2 separate regions of the Homo sapiens genome follow, and region 1 is linked to region 2. A link is an interaction called in ENCODE POLR2A ChIA-PET data of the cell type or tissue named here. Cell type or tissue: PC-9. All regions are shown on one strand. Links, peaks and the distances in the headings refer to the core of each region. The heading gives the core; the rest is flanking DNA.

Region 1 (4,000 bases), core at 1-4,000, 66 kb after region 2:
TATCAAATCTGTAAGTTATGCAGTCCTTTCGAAGCCAAATTCCGCTTCACTGAAATATTTCCAGTTAATTAATTTTATCCAGTCTTAATTTTTACCACCAAATAATTAAAACTTGTATGGTATTTTGATGTAATGGGATTTCTTTACATTTTGTCTCCTCAGTCCAAGATCAGCCGGCTGCCTGCTTACTTGACCATTCAGATGGTTCGATTTTTTTATAAAGAGAAGGAATCTGTGAATGCCAAAGTTCTTAAGGTTAGTAATGAACTTTACTTTGTATAAGAAATGTAATTCTTTGAAGGTAATTGCTAACTCACAATTGCTTTCATTATTCCTTTAGGAATAGTTAAGCTTTCTTTGAAATATTTAGGGGAGCTAATATTAGACAAGTGATTCTTAACTCAGAACGTATATTAGAATTATCTATTGTCTTTTTTATTTTTAACTGTACACACACCTGGCTTCTCCCTCACCCCCAAACATCTGGGTAGGTCTTCGGTGGGGCCTAGGATATTATATTTTTCAAAAGATTCATATACAATTCTGATGGCTCTCCTGCACTACCCAGAAATAGTGCCCTAGACCACGTCCTCAGCTTCAGGGATACTGATTCAGTAGGCTTGGAGATGGGTGTGAGGTAGGGAGTGATAACTCTGCACTATACTCTAGGTGGTTTCTTTCTTTTTTTTTTTGAGACGGAGTCTCGCTCTGTCACCCAGGCTGGAGTGCAGTGGCGCTATCTTGGCTCACTGCAAGCTCTGCCTCCTGGGTTCATGCCATTCTCCAGCCTCAACCTCCCGAGTAGCTGGGACTACAGGCGCCCGCCACCGTGCCCGGCTAATTTTTTTGTATTTTTAGTAGAGATGGGGTTTCACCGTGGTCTCAATCTCCTGACCTCTTGATCCGCCCGCTTTGGCCTCCCAAAGAGTTCCTTTCTTTCAGGTGAAAGGAGAAAGAGTTAAATCACTGGTGCCCAAAGAGTACTTAAATTGTAATCCCTTGATTTAGGATCCAGCCTCAGAATCTGACTGTTTTTGTTGAGTTGTAGTTCTGCTACATCTCCATAGAGTCCTGGGAGGGGCCTATCTATCATTTTAGCCTTTTGAGCTTAAATTCTTAGTATATTTTCCAGTATACTTAGCGTTGTATGAGAAGGTTAAATGTAGTTGAAGTATCTAGTGTTGTATACTTTAAATATATACTACTATAAGCTATTGAACTATATCACTATTACTTCTATGTAAAGTTGTATTTCAAATAAAAAAAAAAAACCATAAGTTTATTCCAGTTTGGGAGGTCCATTATTTTCACAGCAGCTTGTCCAATATTTCTGAGATGTTTCTTTTCTCAGGTAAATTTTGGTACTTCCTCTGTGGTTAGTTTTGTGGGTTAGAGTATTTAATGGAAAAACATGTTTTAGAAATTTCTCACCTTAAAAAAGTTAGAACCAGATCATTCTTGAAAATAGGCACTCTTAAGAGGTTTCAACTGCAGATTTCCAAGTGATTTTCACAGATTTTATTTTCAACTGTATCTGAATTATGAAAGCATTACTTCAGATATGTGATACTTTAAATAAATATCTTTATAAATGTGTTTACACATGTTTTTTGTTTGTTTGTATATAGGATGTTAAATTTCCTCTTATGTTGGATATGTATGAACTGTGTACACCAGAACTTCAAGAGAAAATGGTGTCTTTTCGATCCAAATTCAAGGATCTAGAAGATAAAAAAGTGAATCAGCAGCCAAATACAGTAGGTTCTTACTGCTGACTTTATACTCTTAATATCTTAATCTCCCATCAGTGCTCAGCAATTACTCTGTCTTTTTTTTCCTGCTTCATTTTTCCTTCAGAACTATACTTTGTATAGTATTATTTGGATCAATCTGTATTACAATTAGCAGGTATACACATCCTCCATATATCAGTGCAGATCTTTAAAGTTTTGCATGTGTTTTATTTTCCTTTTTTTTTTTTTGTGACAAGGTCTTCCTTTGTCACTCAGGCTCACTGCAGTCTCAACCTCCCAGGCGCAAATGATCCTCCCACCTCACCCTCCCAAGTAGCTGGGACCACAGGCGTGCGCCACCATGCCCAGCTATTTTTTTGTATTTTTGGTAGAGACAGGGTTTTGCCATGTTGCTGAGGCTAGTCTCGAACTCCTGAGCTCAGGCGATCTGCCCACCTAGGCCTCCCAGAGTGCTGGGGATTATAGGCATGAGGCACCACACCTGGCCTTTAGGTGTATTTTAGCATGAGAAACAGAACTCTACTTAGAATAAATGAGTCCTTTGTGGTAGAATAAGCTTAATATTTTCCTTCCCCCTGTAATCTGTAGCTCATATTCCTTTTATACTTATCTCCTCAAAGTACTTCACGTAAAACCTTACCTAGTGTTGACCTTGATGCAGTCAAAATACAGTACATTTCCATCACCACAAAGATCTTGCATTATTGCCACAGGGCCACTTTTCTTCTGCCCTACCCCTTCCTTAATTCCTGACAACTACCAACCCGTTCATTTCTATAATTTTTGTCATTTCAAGAAAGTTGGCCAGGCATGGTGGCTCACGCTAGTAATCCCAGGACTTTGGGAATCTGAGGCAGGAGGATCACTTTAGGCCAGGAGTTCGAGACTGTCCTGGGCAACGTAGTGAAACCCTGTCTCTACAAAATATGAAAATAAAAAAAATCAGTTGGATGTGGTGGCATACACCGGTAGTTCTAGCTACTTGGGAGGCTGAGATGAGAGGATCGCTTGAGACCAAGAGTTAAATGCTGTAATGAGCCATGATTGTGCCACAGCACTCCAACCTGTATAACAAAGCAAGACTCTGTTTCTAAAAAAAAATTATACAAACGAAATAAAAACTCTTCCACTTTTTAATATAACCTTTCTCACTCAGCATAATTCTCTGGCGACTCATCCAGGGTGTTGTGCATATCAGTTGCTCCTTCCATTTCATTGCTGATCAGTATTCCCTGGTGTGAATTTACCACAATCTGCTTCACCATTCACCTATTGAAGAACACCTGGGTTGTTTCTAGTGTTTGTCTGTGATGAATAAACCTGCTGTAAACATTCGTGTACAGGTTTTAATGTAAACGTAAGTTCCATTTCTCTGGAATGAATGCCTAGGAATGCAGTTGTTAGATTGCATGGTAGTTGCATGTTTAGTTTTTCAGGAAACTGCCAGATGTTTTCTAGAGTGGCTGTACCATTTTACATTTCCACCAGCAAGGTGAGACTGATTCACTTTCTCTGCATTCTCACCAGCATTTGGTGTTGTCACTATTTTTCATTTCAGCCATTGGATAGGTTTATAGTGATACTGTGTTTTCCTTTGCACCTTCCTAGTGGCTGATGAAGTTGAGCATGTCTTCATGTGTTTATTTGCTATCTGTATATCCTCTTTTGTAAAATGCTTCCTCTTGTCTTTTCCCTATTTTCTAATTGTACTGTTTTTTTACTCTTGAATTTTGAGAGTTCTCCATATTCTAGACCTTTGTTGGATATGTGGTTTGTGAATATTTTCTCCTAGTCTGTAGCTTATGTTTTCATCCTCTTAACCTAGGGTCTTTTGCAGAAGAAAGGTTTTTTTAATTTTTATGAAATCCAGTCTATTTTTTTCTTTAGTTGCTTGTGCTATTGGTGTCATATCTAAGAAAGCATTGCCGGGCTCGGCATGGTGGCTCTCACCTGTAATCCCAGCACTTTAGGAGGCTGAGACAGGCAGATCACTTGAGGTCAGGGGTTCGAGACCAGCCTGGCAAACATGGTGAAACCCTGTCTCTACTAAAAATACAAAAAATTAGCTGGGTATGGTGGTGCGGACCTATAATCCCAGCTACTTGGGAGGCTGAGGCAGGAGAATCGCTTGAACTGGGGAGGCAGAGGTTGTAGTGAGCTGAGATCACGCCACTGCCCTCCAGTCTGGGCAACATTGCCCAGTCCATGCCCTCAGAGATTTATACGTATGTTTTTTTCTGAGAGTT
Region 2 (17,540 bases), core at 6,892-10,891:
ACCTCAGTTCTTGACTTCTCTGCACCTACAGGCTCAACACCACATGGAACCTGCCAAGGCTTGGGTTTTCCACTCTCTGAAGCAACAGCCCAAGCTGTCTCTTAGCCCCTTTTAGTGACGGCTGGAGTGGCTGGGATGCAGAGCACCAAGTCTTTAGACTGCACACAGCATGGGGACTCTGCCTGGCCCACAAAACCATTTTATCCTAGGCCTCTGGGTCTGTGATGGGAGGGGCTGCCGTGAAGGCCTCTGACATGCCCTGGAGACATTTTTCCCATTGTCTTGGGGATTAACATCTTACTTATGCAAATTTCTGCAGCCAGCTTCAATTTCTCCTCAGAAAATGGGTTTTTCTTTTCTATCACATTGTCAGGTTGCAAATTTTCTGAACTTTTATGCTCTACTTCCCTTATAAAACTGAATGCCTTTAACAGCACCCATGTCACCTCTTGAATGCTTTGCTGCTTAGACATTTCTTCCACCAGATACCCTAAATCATCTCTCTGAAGTTCAAAGTTCCATAAATCTCTAAGGCAGGGGCGAAATGCTGCCAGTCTCTTTGCTAAAACATAACAAGAGTCACCTTTGCTCCTGTTCCCAACAAGTTCCTCATCTCCATCTGAGTCCACCTCAGCCTGGACCTTATTGTCCATATCGCCATCAGCATTTTGGACAAAGCCATTCAACAAATCTCTAGGAAGTTCCAAACTTTCCCACATTTTCCTGTCTTCTGCTGAGCCCTCCAAACTGTTTCAACCTCTGCCTGTTACCCAGTTCCAAAGTTGCTTCCACATTTTCCGGTATCTTCTCAGCAACACCCCACTTCTGGTACCAATTTACTGTATTAGTCCATTTTCACACTGCTGATAAAGACATACCTGAGACTGGGCAATTTACAAAAGAAAGACATTTAATGGACTTACAGTTCCACGTGGCTGAGGAGGCTTCCCAATCGTGGTGGAGGGTGAAAGGCATGTCTCACATGGTGGCAGACAAGATAAAAGAGCTTGTGCAGGGAAACTCCCCCTTCTATAATCATCAGATCCCATGAGAGTAATTCACCACCATGAGAACAGCACAGGAAAGACCTGCCCCCATGATTCAACTACCTCCCACCAGGTCCCTCCCACACATGGGGGAATTCAATACGAGATTTGGGTGGGGACACAGCCAAATCACATCAGATGGGGTCTCACTCTCTTGCCCAGGCTGGAGTGCAGTGGTGCAATCTCGGTTCATTGCAAGCTCTGCCTCCTGGGCTCAAGTGATCCTCCCGCCTCAGTCTCCCTAGTAGCTGGGACCACAGGCACATGCCACCATGCCCAGCTAATTTTTTGTATTTTTGGTAGAGATGGGGTCTTGCCATGTTGCCCAGGCTGGTCTTGAACTCCTGAGCTCAAGCAATCTGCCCATCTTGGCCTCCAAAAGTGCTGGGGTTACAAGCAAATAGTTGCTAATTTAAAAACTGGAATACTTCAAATACAAATCTGATTTCCAATAACTGTTTCTCAACACAGGGCCAGAGGCCTGCACAGCAGCAATATCCTCTCACTGTTTTCTGAGAGAGGATATGTTTTCTATTTCACCCAGTCCTTACCTGGACCACTTATTTGTGTTATCTGTCTGATGTTTAAGATCACCTGAATTTTCAGTGCTGCCAAAAAAGGTAACAATTGGCAGATGATACATACAAATATAAAACTTCTATATGGCAAATAACTCCAGAAACAAACAAACTATAAATGGCACTGAGAAAAATACTTGAAACATGAGAGAAAAAGTTTAAAATTCTAAAAATCCTGTAAATCAACGGATTTTTTAAAAGTAACCCTATAGAAAAATGAGCTAAAGGTGATGAACAAGCAGTTAATTTTAGAAATGCAAATGATTTAGTGCTGCTTGCTTGGTTAGGTAAAAAATAATAATATACAGGGCCGGGCAAAGTGGCTCACGCCTGTAATTCCAGCACTTTGGGAGGCTGAGGTGGGCAGATCACTTGAGGTCAGGTGTTCGAGACCAGCCTGGCCAACACAGTGAAACCCCATCTCTACTCAAATACAAAAATTACCCATGCATGGTGGTGGGCACCTGTAATCCCAGCTACCTGGGGGGCTGAGGCAGGAGAACTGCTTGAACCTGGGAGGTGGTGGTTGCAGTGAGACGAGATTGTGCCACTACTCCAGCCTGGGTGATAGAGCAAGACTCCATCTTAAAATAATAATAATAATAATATACAAATGGCTAATAAAGTATGGGAACTGCATTTAGAATACCAGCATACCTTCTTGCCCATTAAATTTATGGGGTTTTTTCATTATAATATCCATTACTTTCAAAAAATCGAAAAATGGTTACTACTGGGGGTAATTTATTTTGGTGGTATTTATCAATATATTAAGTATATAGGCCTTTGATAGGGAATTTCACTTCTATGACTGATCCCATGGAAATGTTCACACATATGCACCAAGATATATATGCATAAGTTTAGTACAGTGTAAGAATACATTACTGAGCCATTTTTGTCCCTGAAGCATCACATTTGTGTTTTAAGGCCCCTTTGAACACTACTTCCAAACCAGGCTTTTGTTGTTGTTGTTGAGTGGTCTGTGTCTCTAAAGAATTAAGTTGGATGGTATCAACAGGAAAACAAAGAAGGTTGGTGCTGTAAGTGAAGGGTGGTTGGGGGTGGACTAAACTAATCCAAGATGGGGCAGGAAGAGGGGCAGGGTGGAAAGGAACCTATGGAGGGAGAGCCTGAGACACCATGTGGATCTTGGATGGGACTTGAATGGACATAGATGTGTGAGTACATAGGAGAACTGGCCATTAAGAACCCAGGCTCGGCCAGGCGCGGGGGCTCACGCCTGTAATCCCGGCACTTTGGGAGGCTGAGGCGGGTGGATCACCTGAGGTCAGGAGTTCGAGACCAGCCTGGCCAACATGGTGAAACCCCGTCTCTACTAAAAATACAAAAATTAGCCGGGCATGGTTGTGGGTGCCTGTAATCCCAGCTACTCGGGAGGCTGAGGCAGGAGAATTGCTTGAACCCGGGAGGTGGTGAGTGGAGATCATGCCACTACACTCCAGCCTGGGTGACAGAGTGAGACTTTGTCTCAAAAAAAAAAAAAAAAAAAAAAAAAAAAAAAGAACCCAGGCCCTGGGGAAGTTTTCAATCCAAATGATGAGACAGAGGATTCAGAATATTAGTGACAACCACTATGGGTTAAATTCCAGATCCCCCTCATTTTCCCAGATGGAGATAAGCTCCTGCGTTTTTGCACTATCCAGTGGAGATGGGCAAGGAACCCAAATAATAACTGGTGTTAGAGTGACCATATATATAGTCCAAACTGGAGTACTTTTGAAATAAATGGGGCTAAATATACCAAGAAAATCAGCATAAACAAGGACATATGGTCACCCTTTTGGTAATGGATGTCTTATCTATGTTAGAAAATGAGAACGGGGAATATATATATGGATGTTATCATTTATAGAAAAATATTTCATGTATCTTGAGTGTCATAGAACAATTTATATTATTACCTTCACATAACAAAAATTTATAAACCTAAATATCTTAAATTATTAGCAAATTAATTACAAAATTCTCTATATTCATGATAAAAAAACTGTAGATGTATATGTATAGACTTGGAAAGATAATGAATATAATACAATTGTAAAAGGTTCCCTGTGGTTTTGTTCTATGTCACCTTGGCTACACTGGAACTACACTTTCTAGAATTCTATGCCCTGTATGATACTGAGTTACAGCTGGCAAAAGAAAAATTTACTTGAGATTTGGGGTGGGGAAGGAATACTTCAGACATTACTCTCTGCAGGTCTTCATGGTTAAATAGGGTGCCTTACCTGCGGTATTACCACTTTTAGGATTCCAGATTAGAAATCCTAGCCAACTGGTTGAGCGCAGTGACTCATTCATGCCTGTAATCACAGTACTTTGGGAGGCCAAGGCAGGCGGATCACTTCAGGTCAGGAGTTTGAGACCACCCTGGCCAACATGGTGAAACCTCATCTCTACTAAAAATACAAAAATGAGCTCCAGCCTGGGTGACAGAGCAAGTCTTCGTCTCAAAAAAAAAAAGAAAGAAAAAAAAAGAAATCCTAGCCAACTATATTTCAATATTTATGTGATATTTTTCAAGAAGAGTAGTTACAAGATTACCAGACATTAATAGTGAAAAACAAACAAACAAAAAATCCCCTCCATCATTGTGGAATAGCTCCATTATTGTCTTCAAAGCATTTTCTGTACAAGCTCCCTCAGAGCTCTTTTTTCCGGGTGTAGCTCCTACTTCAGAACATGGCATACAAAATTCCCCACAATCAGGCCGGGTGCGGTGGCTCACACCTGTGATCCCAGCACTTTGGGAAGCTAAGGTGGGTGGAATACTTGAGGTCAGGAGTTTGAGACCAGCCTGGCCAACCTGACACGTCCCTGTAATCCCAGCTACTCGGGAGGCTGAGGCAGAAGAATCACTTGAGCCAAGATCACACCACTGCACTCCAGCCTGGGTGACAGAGTGAGACCCTGTCTCAAGAAAAAAAAAAAAAATCCCCACAATGAGTAATTTTCCCTTGAAAAGCCCCTTGAATAGTAATCTCTATTTTTATAGGCCTCTAATACATTATTTTAGTGTTTAAAAGGTAATTACAAGAAGATACGTGATTACAAACAGAATTTTTACAGTTGCTTCAGGTGTTACCCTGATGCTGCCTATAGAACATTTTTAACCTCTTTTCCAATTTCTGATGGACTTATAGCCACTTTTTTTAAAAGCCTCAGGGTTTCACAGGTTCCACCTAATTATCAACTTCACTTTGAAAGATCATCATTTCATATTACAACTGCATTTCACACAAAATCTCCACTTCAGGTCTGAAGTAGCTCCCTGTTAAACTGAACTTCTGCAGATGTGACTCCCTCATGATACTGGCACTATTGCAGGCCATATTTTTCTACTTTTAAGTAATACTGTTGGCATCTAAGCCATTCATTTTAGAAAAATAATCCTTGTATGAATTTTCTGTATTTATTAAGACAGTGTCACAGTGCCAGCCTCAACCTTAATAATTATGGTGATCATCTCAACTTTATATATGTAGAACAAATCAAGCCTTTATAAATGAGGTTGAGAATTTTTAGGGTCTGCACAACCACCTTAATACAGTTTTGTTTCATCACCATTACAGCACGGGTCTGGAAGGCTAGATTAGGCTGTGGTATCACTCCCTCAAATCTCAGTGGCTTACAAAAACAAAGGTTTACTTCCCCCTCATACTACATTTCCATTATAGGTCAGCTGCAACTTTGCTTTGTGTCCTATTCACTCTGGGACCCAGGGCAATGAAGTAGCCTCTCTTTCAAATATTGCCAATCATCATGGCAAAGGATAAAAGGACATGGTGATGCATGAGCTAGTTTTCAACACTTCCGCCCAGATATGGCACCTAGCACTGCCAACTTGCATTTCATGGTCATAGCAAGTCATAAGGCCACGTCTGCCATCAAGGAGGTGAGGATACATAATCCATATGGGAGTGCAGAAAATACAGGGGAACAATAAAATATTATGCCAGAATTACTTTCTTTTTCTTTGACTAATAAATCAATGTTTTTATACATGGGCACCAAAAATTAATACCTGTGTTTTGCTGGAAAAAAAGTGGTTTGATTTTTCTTCTCTACTTCCTCCCATTTATTTTTTTTTCCATTTCATCCTCCAATCTATATTTCTAAGAGCCACAGAATTAATTTTAATGCTGGTAGTGATCTTAGAGATAGTCCAACTCAAGTTACTTACTCTTCAAGTAAGGATACCAATACTAGAGAGGAAATTGTAAGATGCCCATGTTTTAAACTGTAATTAGCTGGGCCTGCTGGCACACTTCTGTAGTCGCTACTCATGAGGCTGAGACAGGAATGCTGCTTGAACCCAGGAGTTTGAGTGCAGCCCGGGCATCATCTCTAAATAAATAAAGTTGCAACAGAACAAAACAGACTAAAACCCAGGTCTCTCAATTTATAATTGAATGCTTCTGCAACATATAGCTTTGTTTCCAAAACTGAGTTATTAAAATGATGTGCCTTTTAATAAATAAGAGTGCATGTTATCATTCAGTACCTAAAACATAATTACAGAAAACATTTAAATATGTGAGGAAAACCATAAAAACAGGACTCATGTTAGAAAATCATTTTTACAATGTGCACTTTTTTGCATGAGGAATCTTTTGGTTGCAAATGGAAAACCCAACACACACTGGCTAAAGAAGAAACTTACTGATTCATGAAATTTGTTTAATTCAAAGTGCAGGGAAAAAGCTAGCTTTGAGCGTGAGTCCAGTAGCTCCAGTGAAGCTTCTAGCATCTTTGTACCTCTAGCCCACTTTTCTCCTTTGGGGTGGCCTCCTTCTCACAGTCTCCTCATCTTACTGCAGCGCCAGGCCTACGTTCTACAAGTGTAGCAATCTCAGGACAAAGAGCATCTCTGTTGCCTACTTATTCCAGGGGCCAGGGAACTCCTCCCATTAGCTGAGTCACATGTCTCTGGTTGAACCAATCACTACAGGCAGAGGGAAGCCGTGTTCTGATTGGTCACACCAGAGTCACGTGAGGTCAGACCCACACAAACCACCTGCACTGAAAGTGGCGGAAGGACTGGTTTGCAAACCGGCTGCTGTTTCCGGCAAAAAAAAAAAAAAAAGAGGCAAAAGCCACAAATTTTTCTTATAGCTGTTGGTTGCTTTGATTCACTACAGGCAAAACCAAGAAACTATGGCAAATTTTACAGTCAATAAAACTGAGTAAAAATTAAAAAAAGATTTGATAAATAGGTGTTTGGTGGAAAATAAAGTCTAGGGATGATTAATATAAGAAATATTAGTCTAAACATGGTGAGCTTTTCTGTGGAATCAAAAAATCTGAATGTGGCCGGGCGAGGTGGCTCACAGAGGCGGGTGGATCATCTGAGCTCTAGCGTTCGAGAACAGCCTGGGCAACATGGTGAAACCCGGTCTCTACTAAAAACAAAAATTAGCTGGCGTGGTGGTGCGCGCCTGTAATCCCAGCTACTCCGGAGGCTGAGGCAGGAGAATCGCTTGAACCCAGCAGGCGGAGGTTGAATTGAGCCGAGATCGCACCACTGCACTCCAGCCTGGGTGAGAGAGCGAGGCTCACAACAAGGAAGAGAGAGAGAGAGAGGCAGAGAGAGAGAGAGAGAGATCTGAATGTGAGGATCAAAAGTAAATTGAACTCCTGACCTTAAGTGATCTGCCTGCCTCAGCCTCCCAAAGTGCTGGGATTACAGGCATGAGCCACTGCACCCGGCCAAATTGGGAATGATAAAATGTATATGATTGAAAAAGAGTCTGTTGTTTGGGGGGTGTCCACATCTTTTCCTGCTGTTTCCCTCCCACGCACCCTGCACACTACCAATCTTTGTTAAAATGTGTGTAGGTTTCTAGAAGAAAAGCAATTTATCGTCTTGTTGCTGTGGTTCCCAGGTGAGTTGCTAGTAGGAAAACAAGAACACTGTTATTTTGACAGAGCAAGTTGTGACGCTAAGAAATGACTTAACTGCACAGGAGCAGATTTTAAACCAGTATTTCCATTGCTGCCACCTAGTTGTCCACTTTAATTTTCTGCTTCAGTGTTTTAAATCTTGCTCCAAAGTACGTGATATACAAATTATTGTTTATCTCATTATGTATTTGTTAAAGAAAATAAAATGAAATTATATATATATATATATATTTTTTTTTTTTGAGACGGAGTCTTACTCTATTGCCCAGGCTGGAGGGCAGTGGTGCGATCTCACTGCAACCTCTGCCTCCCAGGTTCAAGCAATTCTCCTGCCTCAGCCTCCTGAGTAGCTGGGATTACAGGTGCCCACCACAACACCCAGCTAATGTTTGTATTTTTAGTAGAGATAGGGTTTCACCATGTTGGCCACGCTGGTCTTGAACTCCTGACCTCAAGTGATCTGCCTCAGCCTCCCAAAGGGCTGGGATTACAGGCGTGAGCCACCGTGCCTGGTGAAATTTTATATTTTTAAGATGCACTACTCAATAAAATGAACTTCAGGATGTGTGCTGATATTTAAAACAGAAAGAAAGTCCAGGCACAGTGGCTCATGCCTGCAATCCCAGCACTCTGGGAGGCCAAGGTGGGAGGATCCTTTCAGTCTGGGAGTTCGAGATCAACCTGGGCAACACGGTGAAAACCCACCTCTATAAAAATTACAAAAATTATCCTGGCATGGTGGCACATGCCTGTAGTCCTACCTACTCAGGAGGCTGAGGTAGGAGGCTCACTCAAGCCTGGGAGGTCAAGGCTGCAGTGAGCCGTGATCACGCCACTGCACTCCAGCCTGAGCCACAGAGGGCCACAGAGCAAGACCCTGTCTCAAACAAAACAAAACAAAACAGAAAAAAAATGAATTAAATAAAAGTAGCTCACATCTGAGTTTGTGAGGATACTGGCATCTTGGAAGTTTATGAGAATCTCAGCTTTTCATTTCAAATTAGGCTGGAGGAAGCATATGTGTTTCCATATTGGAATCATAAAACCTTTTTTCCAGAATCACCCAAATTATTTTCCAGAACCAAATAAATGGCCCCTATCTCAGTGTAAGAGCTATGAAATCATCAATTTCAGAAATTTAGTAGAGACCTTTTCACATTTAAGTATATAATACATATACAAATTGTACTAGATAGCCTAATATTTAAAGATATTAGTAGGCTGGGCATGGTGGCTCACGCCTGTAATCACAGCACTTTGGGAGGCTGAGGCAAGAGTATCACCTGAGGTCAGGAGTTTGAGACCAGCCTGACCAACATAGTGAAACCCTGTCTCTACTAAAAATACAAAAATTAGCCGGGCATGGTGGCACGTGCCTGTAGTCCCAGCTACTCAGGAGGCTGAGGCACAAGAATAGCTTGAACTTAAGAGGCAGAGGTTGCAGTGAGCCGAGATCATGCTACTGCACTCCAGCCTGGGCCACAAAGCAAGACTTCATCTCCAAAAAAAAAAAAAAAAGTTAGTATAAATATGCATAGGCCTCAGTTTTAAGTACCATAATTTGAAGAGATGCCAGAATAGTTATTCTTGAATTAAATATTAACAAAATAGTTGCTTTTTTACCATAATGTCAGGAGTATCATATTGAAAAATTATTTACATATATTATTTTTTTGAGAAAGAGTCTTGCTCTGTCATCCAGGCTGGAGCACAGTGGCATGATCTCAGCTCACTGCAAACTCCACCTCCCAAGTTCAAGCGATTCTTGTGCCTCAGCCTCCCAAGTAGCTGGGACTACAGGTGCGCACCACCACACTCAGCTAATTTTTGTATTTTTAGTAAAGACGGGTTTTTGCCATATTGGCCAGGCTGGTTTCCAACTCCTGGCCTCATGTGATATGCCCGTCTTGGCCTCCCAAAGTGCTGGGGTTACAGGTGTGAGCCACTGGGCCCAGCCTGTTTATATAATTAAAGGAGGGTAATGAAGAAGCAGGAGCTGGGGTTGTAGTGGGAAACTGGTTAAAGATTGTCTGGCTCACTCCATAGTGATTGTACTGTTGGGCTTGCCTAACATAAATATAAATATAAATATAATTGAGTGCAACATAATGTTCTTGACCAATTCTCTTTGGATGGCGGGACTCATGACTGGGGGCATTTGTGATTTTTCCACCCACATCTGTTTTGCCTTTCTTCTGGTCTCAGCATCTCAATTTTTGAGGGGCGGGGAGGACTTCCTTTCTGCCATTGTGTCCTGGTTTTGTTTTTTTTAAGAGACAGAGTCTCTCTATATCGCTCAGGTTGGACTCGAACTTCTAGGCTCAAGTGACCCTCCTGCCTCAGCTGCCTGAGTAGTGGAAACTACAGGCATGCTCTACTGCACCTGGCTTGTGTTCAGTTTTGACTCTCAGTTGAGGTGACTCCCCTACTTTAGTGGAGTCATGATTTTTGGCATAACAGTTGTGATTGTTAATTTTATATGTCAACTTGACTGGGCTGTGGGGTACCCAGACGTTTGGCCAACGATTAATCTGTGTGTGTCTGTGGGGGTGTTTCTGGATGAGATTAATATTTGAATTGATGCTACATCCATATAATGTACAAATAAGAAATTACTTGACCACACAGGAGCACTAAAAAAAACAAAAGAGCTATCAAGCTACAAGAACACATGGAGGAAACCTAAATGCTGTATTAGTCCCTTTTCACGCTGCTAGTAAAGACATACCCAAGGCTTGAGCAATTTACAAAAGAAAGAGGTTTAATTGGACTTACAGTTTCAGGTGGCTGGGGAAGCTTCACAATCATGGCAGAAGGCAAGGAGGAGCAGCAGGCAAAGTAAGAATGAGGAAGATGCAAAAGCGGAAACCCCTGATAAAACCATCAGCTCTCGTGAGACTTATTCACTACCATGAGAACAGTATTGGCGATTCAATTATCTCCCACCAGGTCTCTCCCACAACATGTGGGAATTATGGGAGTACAATTCAAGATGAGATTTGGGTGACGACACAGAGCCAAACCATATCAAAGGCATATTGCAAAGTGAAAGAAGCCAATCTGAAAAAAACTATATACTGTAAGATTCCACCTAGATGACATTCTGGAAAAGGCAAAACTATGGGGACAGTAAGAAGATCAGTGGTTGCCTGGGGTTAGGGGTGGGGAAGGGAGGAACAGGTGAAGCCCAGAGGCTTTTTTGGGCAGTGAAACTACCGTTTATGATACTGTAACAGTGGGTATATGACATTCTACACTTGTGAAACCCATAAAATGTTCAACACAGGGTGAACCCTAATTTAAACTATGAACTCTGGGCTGGGCGCTGTGGCTCACCCCTGCAATCCCAGCACCTTGCGAGGCCGAGGTGGGCAGATAGCTTGAGCTCTCAAGTTTGAGATCAGCTTGGGCAACATGGTGAAACCTCATCTCTATAAAAATACAAAAATTAGCCAGTTGCGGTGGCACGTGCCTGTAGTCCCAGCTACTCAGGAGGCTGAAGTAACAGGCTCACTAGGCCTGAGAGGTGGAGCCTGCAGTGAGCTGAGACTGCACCACTGCATTCCAGCCTGGGTGATAGAGTGAGACCGTCTCAAGAAAAAAGAGAATAAACTATGGACTTTGGGTGATAAAGATGTGTCTGTGTTGGTTCATTGATTATAACAAATGCACCACACTGACAGGGGATGTCAATGGTGTGGATGGCTGGGAGTGGGTGTATGGGAATTCTTGGACTTAACATTCAGTTTTTCTGTGAGCCTAAAACTGCTCTAAAAAATAAAGTGTATTAATTTTTTAAAAAATGAAGGAGAAATAAAGAGTTTATTAGACACACAGACACACACACATGAAACTGAGGGGTTCGTTTAGTCAGCTCTGCCTGCCCTGCTTGCTTTTGATCGCTCGCTTTTGCTTGTTTGTTTTTTCCTTTTTTCCAGGATGTTGAAGGCTGCAATACCGAAGGCCTCACCACTGAACGCTGAAACTTACCCATCGCTGGCTACTTTATAGATAACATCCATAAGTCACCATAGTAATGGTTGCTTCAGTTGTTTTTCAGAAATGTGGGCCGGCTCCTGTCCAGTTCAAACTGTTTGAGACCACTGACCCTTCAACTGGGCCAACACAATTGCCCAAGACGTGGCCTTTTGACCACAGAGGGCCAAAAACTCCCCCCTCAGATCAAGCTGATGCCATCATTTTCTGTACATATGCCACACAAATGTCACGAGCCCCAGCTATGCTTGTGCATCATGAACCTGTTACTTTATTTTTTCCCCTGCCAATCACCTTTCCCCATGCTTTAGATCACTCCACTTTCCTAACCCCTAAACATCCCGAAGCCTCATTTTCATGGAGGTGGACTTGAGAGCTGTTCTCCCACCTCCTTGCTCGGTGCCCTTGTGAATAAATCTTTTCTCCTTTGCAAAATCCATCTTCACTGTGATTGATTTACTGTATGCAGGCAGAATGGATCTGGACTTGGCCAGGAACACACACACACACACAGACACGCACACACACACACACACACACACACACACACACACTTGCAGATGGACTGAAAAATGAGATAAAAATTCCCCATAGACCAAAAATAGAAGCAGGCAGAGGTGACAAGTTTTGCTCTTGTAGGATAACAGATTAAAATGCTCAGCATGGCTGGGCACAGTGGCTCACGCCTCTAATCCCAGCACTTTGGGAGGCTGAGGTGGAAGGATCATTGGAGCCGAGGAGTTCGAGACCAGCCTGGCCAACATGGTGAAATCCCATCTCTACTAAAAATACAAAAATTATCCGGGCGTGGTGGTGCACGCCTGTAATCGCAGCTACTCAGGAGGCTGAGGTGGGAGAATCGCTTGAACCCAGGAAGTGGAGGTTGCAGTGAGCCGAGATCTTGCCACTGCACTCCAGCCTGGGCAACAGAGTGAGACTCCGTCTAAAATAAAATAAAATAAAATATAATAAAATAAAATAAAATGCTCAGCTTGAAAAGGGGAATAGGAGTGGATAAATACTTACAACCAGAGGCAAAGGAGGAATCGCCCCACTCATGAAACAGGCTGAAAATAACAACAAAAAATACATAAATAAGCAAAACCAAAAACTAAAAACCCTGTCTCTGTGTAGAGCTGTGACTCCAGGAAGATGGGAGGGTAATGGCAAAGCTATGTGACAAGTAACTGAACTGAACTGGCCCTTGGCTTAGTGACTGGATGTGTCATATCCTAATATCAACATGGAGCAGGAGACCCCAAACACCAGGCTGGAGAACGTCAGAAAAAGACCAGAAGACAGGAGGGATGAAAACAGTGAGTCATCCTGCAAATTAGACGGTCCCCCAACCATATGAATGGACCCTTCCTCTCAGCTAAGGGCATTCCAGAGTGAACCTGACAAACTAGTTCAGGCCATGATGGAAGAGGGGTTTAGGTGTACCTCATTATACCTCTCCAGCATTAATATCGACACAGACCTTAAGTCTGATAAGAAACATTTACAATCTATTCTCTCTGAAGTCTGCTACTTGGAGGCTTCATCTGCATGATAAAACCTTGGGCTCCACAACCCCTTATCATAACCCAGACATTCCTTTCTATTGATAACTTTCTTTTTTTTTTTTTGAGATGGAGTTTCACTCTTGTTGCCCAGGCTGGAGTGCAATGGCGGGATCTTGGCTCACCGCAACCTCTGCCTCCCAGGTTCAAGCGATTCTCCTGCCTCAGCCGCCTGAGTAGCTGGGATTACAGGCATGCGCCACCACTCCCGACTAATTTTGTATCTTTAGTAGAGATGGGGTTTCTCCACGTTGGTCAGGTTGGTCTCAAATTCCCAACCTCAGGTGATCCACCAGCCTGGGACTCCTAAAATGCTGGGATTACAGGCGTGAGCCACCGTGCCCAGCTATTGATAACTCTTTCGACCAACTGGCAATCAGAATTTTTAAATCTACCTATGATCTGGAAGGCTCTCCCCACCACTCCGAGTTGCCCCACCCTTCCTCCCTTCCAGATCGAACCAGCGTATATCCTACATGTATTGACTGAGGTATTATGTCTCCCTAAAATGTATAAAAACACACTGTACCCATACACCTTGGGCACATGTCGTCAGGACCTCCTGAGGGTGTGTCTTGGGAGTGTCCTTAACCTTAGCAAAATAAACTTTCTGAATTGATTGGGACCTGTCTCAGATACCTTTGGTTCACAACAGGGAGCCTAACAATGGGGAGATCACAGAGTCTCACCTAAACTCTGCCCCGCCATCAAGCTCACCTGATCATTAGTAAGCCTGGGACCATCAGATGCTGTGCGCCTCCTCATCCAATGCAACGTGAAGCACACAGCATCATTCTTGGAGTATTTCTGTAAAAAAAGGCTTAGCTAGAATGTAATCAAGTCTCTACAGCTAATTTCTCTTACAAGAAATACAGGGAAAATCAAGGTAAATGGTGCCACAAAGCAGCAAACCAACAACTCCAGGATATGGGACATTTCATATTATGGAATGGCTTACCTGGCTTTTCTAAAAGTTAATGGCATGAAAATAACGTAGTGAGGTTAAAGAAAGGCAGCAGCCGCTGGGTGCGATGGCTCACGCCTGTAATCCCAGCACTTTGGGAGGCCGAGGTGGGCGGATCACTTGAGGCCAGGAGTTGGAGACCAGCCTGGCCAATATGGTGAAACCCTATCTCTACTAAAAATAAAAAAAAAATTAGCTGGGCGTGGTGGTGCGAGCCTATAATCCCAGCTACTCCGGAGGCTGAGGAAGGAGAATCGCTTGAACCTGGGAGGTGGAGGTTGCAGTGAACCAAGATCGCACCATTGCACTCCAGCTTGGATAACACTCTGTCCAAAAAAAAAAAGAGAGAGAGGCCGCAGCTTTATTTCAAAAGGAACTTAAGAGGCATAACAAATGTAATCTATGGATCTCATTTGGATCCTAACTCTAAGAAATAAACTATAATCAACAAATAAAAACAAACAAGAAAACCAGCAAAAAAACCCCACCATTTTAAAAACAACTGGGGAAGTTGACTATGGTCTACAAAATAGATAATACCAAGAAAATATTGTTAATTTTGTTAGGTAAGATAATGATATTATAGCTATATAAGAAAATAATTCCTATACTTTTAGGGATGGTTAATAGAGGTTCTTAAGCAAAGAAAAAGGGGGAAAGAATAGATGAGACAAATAGGCAAAACTTGAATTTTGTTAAATCTTGATATGGGAATACAGAGGTTCATTGTACTATCCACTATGCAACTGGCATAATGATTTTATTCTAGGTGAATTTTCTTTTATGTAAAAGTCTTTAAAAGATGAAAATTAGGCTGGGGAATTATTGTTTGAAATTTACAAAGATTAAAAACCGTAACTCTAAATGCAAGGCATGATCTTGGATTGGATCCTGGACTAGAAAAAAAATTACTAGAAAGGACATTTTGCAAAAATGTCCTTTGAATAAAGTCTATAGATTAGGTAATAGTGTTATTGTATTATGGTGAATATCCTGATTTTGGTAGTTGTCCTATGGTTATACAAGTGAATGTTCTTGTTCTTACGGAATAACACTGATTTATTTAGAGCTAAATATACATCATATCTGCAACTTACTCTCAAATGATTAACACAAATGTCATGAGTGTCTATATATAGATTTATATCTATGTATCTATAACTATATATTATATATATATATATATATACACACACATATATAGCAACTATGGTGAAATGTTAGTGAAGGGTAAACAAGAGTTCCTGGTATTACTCTTGCAAATTTACTGTAATTTTGAAATTACTTCAAATAATAAGTTAAAAAATAGTAATGACAAAAATATTAGTTTAAAGGGATCATATTCTTTTCAAAAAGACCAATAAATTATGAAAAGAAAACAAAAATATTACACAAGACAGGACAATTATAAAAAAGAACCAATAAGCAATCTTGGAAGTGTAAAATATAATCATTAAAATATAAAACAATAGACGGGAAAACCGGCTGACTGGACAGAGAGAGAATTAATGATTTGGAAGAGAGTACTGAGAATTCAAACATAATTTACCACAGAGATAAAGAGATAAAAGAATATGAGAGACCAGGTAAGACAAATGAAGGATGTAGAATCTTCAACAGGCCAGGCGAGGTGGCTCACACCTATAATCCCAGCACTTTGGGAGGCCAAGGTGGGCAGATTGCTTGAGCCCAGGAGTTTGAGACCAGCCTGGGCAATATGGTGAAACCCCGTCTCTACAAAAAATACAAAAATTAGCCAGGCATGGTGGCGCATACCTATAATCCCAACTACTTGGGAGGCTGAGGTGGGAGGATCACCTGAGTCTGGGAGGTTGAGGCTGCAGTGAGCAGAGAATTGTATCACTGCACTCCAGCCTGGGTGACACAGTGAGACCCTGTCTCAAAAAAAAAAAAAAAAGAAAGAAAGAAAGAAAAGAGAAGCTTCAATAAAAACCCACTTGTAAGATGACAGCAAGAATAAAAAATTTTGTTAATTTTTAAAAATATGAATTATAAGAGAAAATTTTGGCTGGGTATGGTGGCTCATGCCTGTAATCCCAGCACTTTGGGAGGCTGAGGCAGGAGGATTGCTTGAGCTCAGGAGTTCCAGACCAGTCTGGATAACATGGTGGAACCCTGTCTCTACTAAATAAATAAATAATTAAAAGAAATTTTTATTTTTTAAAAAAACAATGGTAGTTTCAAAACAGAGAATAAGCAGCATCCAAAAACCTAAGTCTCAGCTCAAAACTTCACTCCTAGTACTGAGATGGATAAATTAAATACACAGCTGAACACGCTACATGAAACTGCAGAATATTAAGAACAAAGAGAAAATTCTAAGAGTTATTAGAGAGAGAAGACCTTATCTACAAGGTAACAACAAATTAAACTTAACAAAAAAAGTTTCATCAGCAATAGTAAATGACAGAAGACAACGAAATTTCTTCAAAGTGCTCAGGAAAATTACTGCCAATCTATTAATCTCTACTCAGCTAACCGATCAGCAAGAACAAGATTGAAATAAAGATATTTGCAGACATACACAGAATAAGTGAGGCTATCTAGTACTTATGCAAGAGAGCGCTTCACCTACCTACCCTGACTGAAAGTACTGTTAATATAGCTAATGTTAATAATATGGTGAAAGAATTCGTTCCTCTCGGCAGCAACGTCTTCAGCAGGTCTCATTGCCAGAAATCACTCCGTTGCCCAGCCCTCTGGGGCTTCCATCACTTTTGTCCATTTCTTCTTAATTTTTTATTTATTTATTTATTTATTTATTTATTTATTTTTATTTATTTATTTTTTTTTTTTGAGACGGAGTCTCGCTCTGTCGCCCAGGCTGGACTGCAGTGGCGCGATCTCGGCTCACTGCAAGCTCCGCCCCCCGGGTTCACGTCATTCTCCTGCGTCAGCCTCCCGAGTAGCTGGGACTACAGGCGCCCGCCATCACGCCCGGCTAATTTTTTTTTGTATTTTTAGTAGAGACGGGATTTCACCGTGTTAGCCAGGATGGTCTCGATCTCCTGACCTCGTGATCCGCCCGCCTCGGCCTCCCAAAGTGCTGGGATTACAGGCGTGAGCCACCGTGACCGGCCTCTTCTTAATTCTATAATGTTCTTAGTTTCTGTTGTTGAAAATCTTTCACTATATAAGTAATGGTGTAGCTGAAAGACATCGGAAGTGAAGGAAATAAAAAGGGAAGGGAAGGCTAAAAATTCTAATTTTCTTATCTTATATAACAGCAGTCAGGAAACACTCTAAGGTCAATGAACAGTGCAGTGAGGCCGGGCGCGGTGGCTCACGCCTGTAATCCCAGCACTTTGGGAGGCCAAGGCAGGCAGATCACGAGGTCAGGAGATCGAGACCATTCTGGCTAACACGGTGAAATCCCGTCTCTACTAAAAATACAAAAAAAAAAAAAAATTAGCCAGGCGCATTGGCGGGCACCTGTAGTCCCAGC

What was found. Peaks named below come from ENCODE experiments on the same cell type or tissue, not always from the same donor. Only the 100,000 strongest peaks of a DNase experiment are listed, where the experiment ranks them.
Region 1: POLR2A ChIA-PET joins it to region 2 with 14 read pairs; 2 of 35 experiments call an interaction of 5 or more read pairs at or near these places.

What each region holds. Positions count from the first base shown.
Region 1 is chr18:202,936-206,935 of GRCh38, forward strand. It overlaps USP14 (ubiquitin specific peptidase 14), which reads left to right. Exons shown (of 16, transcript NM_005151.4): 11 at 1-10; 12 at 163-255; 13 at 1,629-1,757. Among named protein-coding and RNA genes, the nearest start is that of USP14, 46 kb to the left of the region's middle. In PC-9, for the core only: no CTCF peak of the experiment used is centred there; no DNase peak of the experiment used is centred there; H3K27ac peaks cover 380 bases.
Region 2 is chr18:129,991-147,530 of GRCh38, forward strand. No RefSeq gene overlaps it. Among named protein-coding and RNA genes, the nearest start is that of USP14, 20 kb to the right of the region's middle. In PC-9, for the core only: no CTCF peak of the experiment used is centred there; no DNase peak of the experiment used is centred there.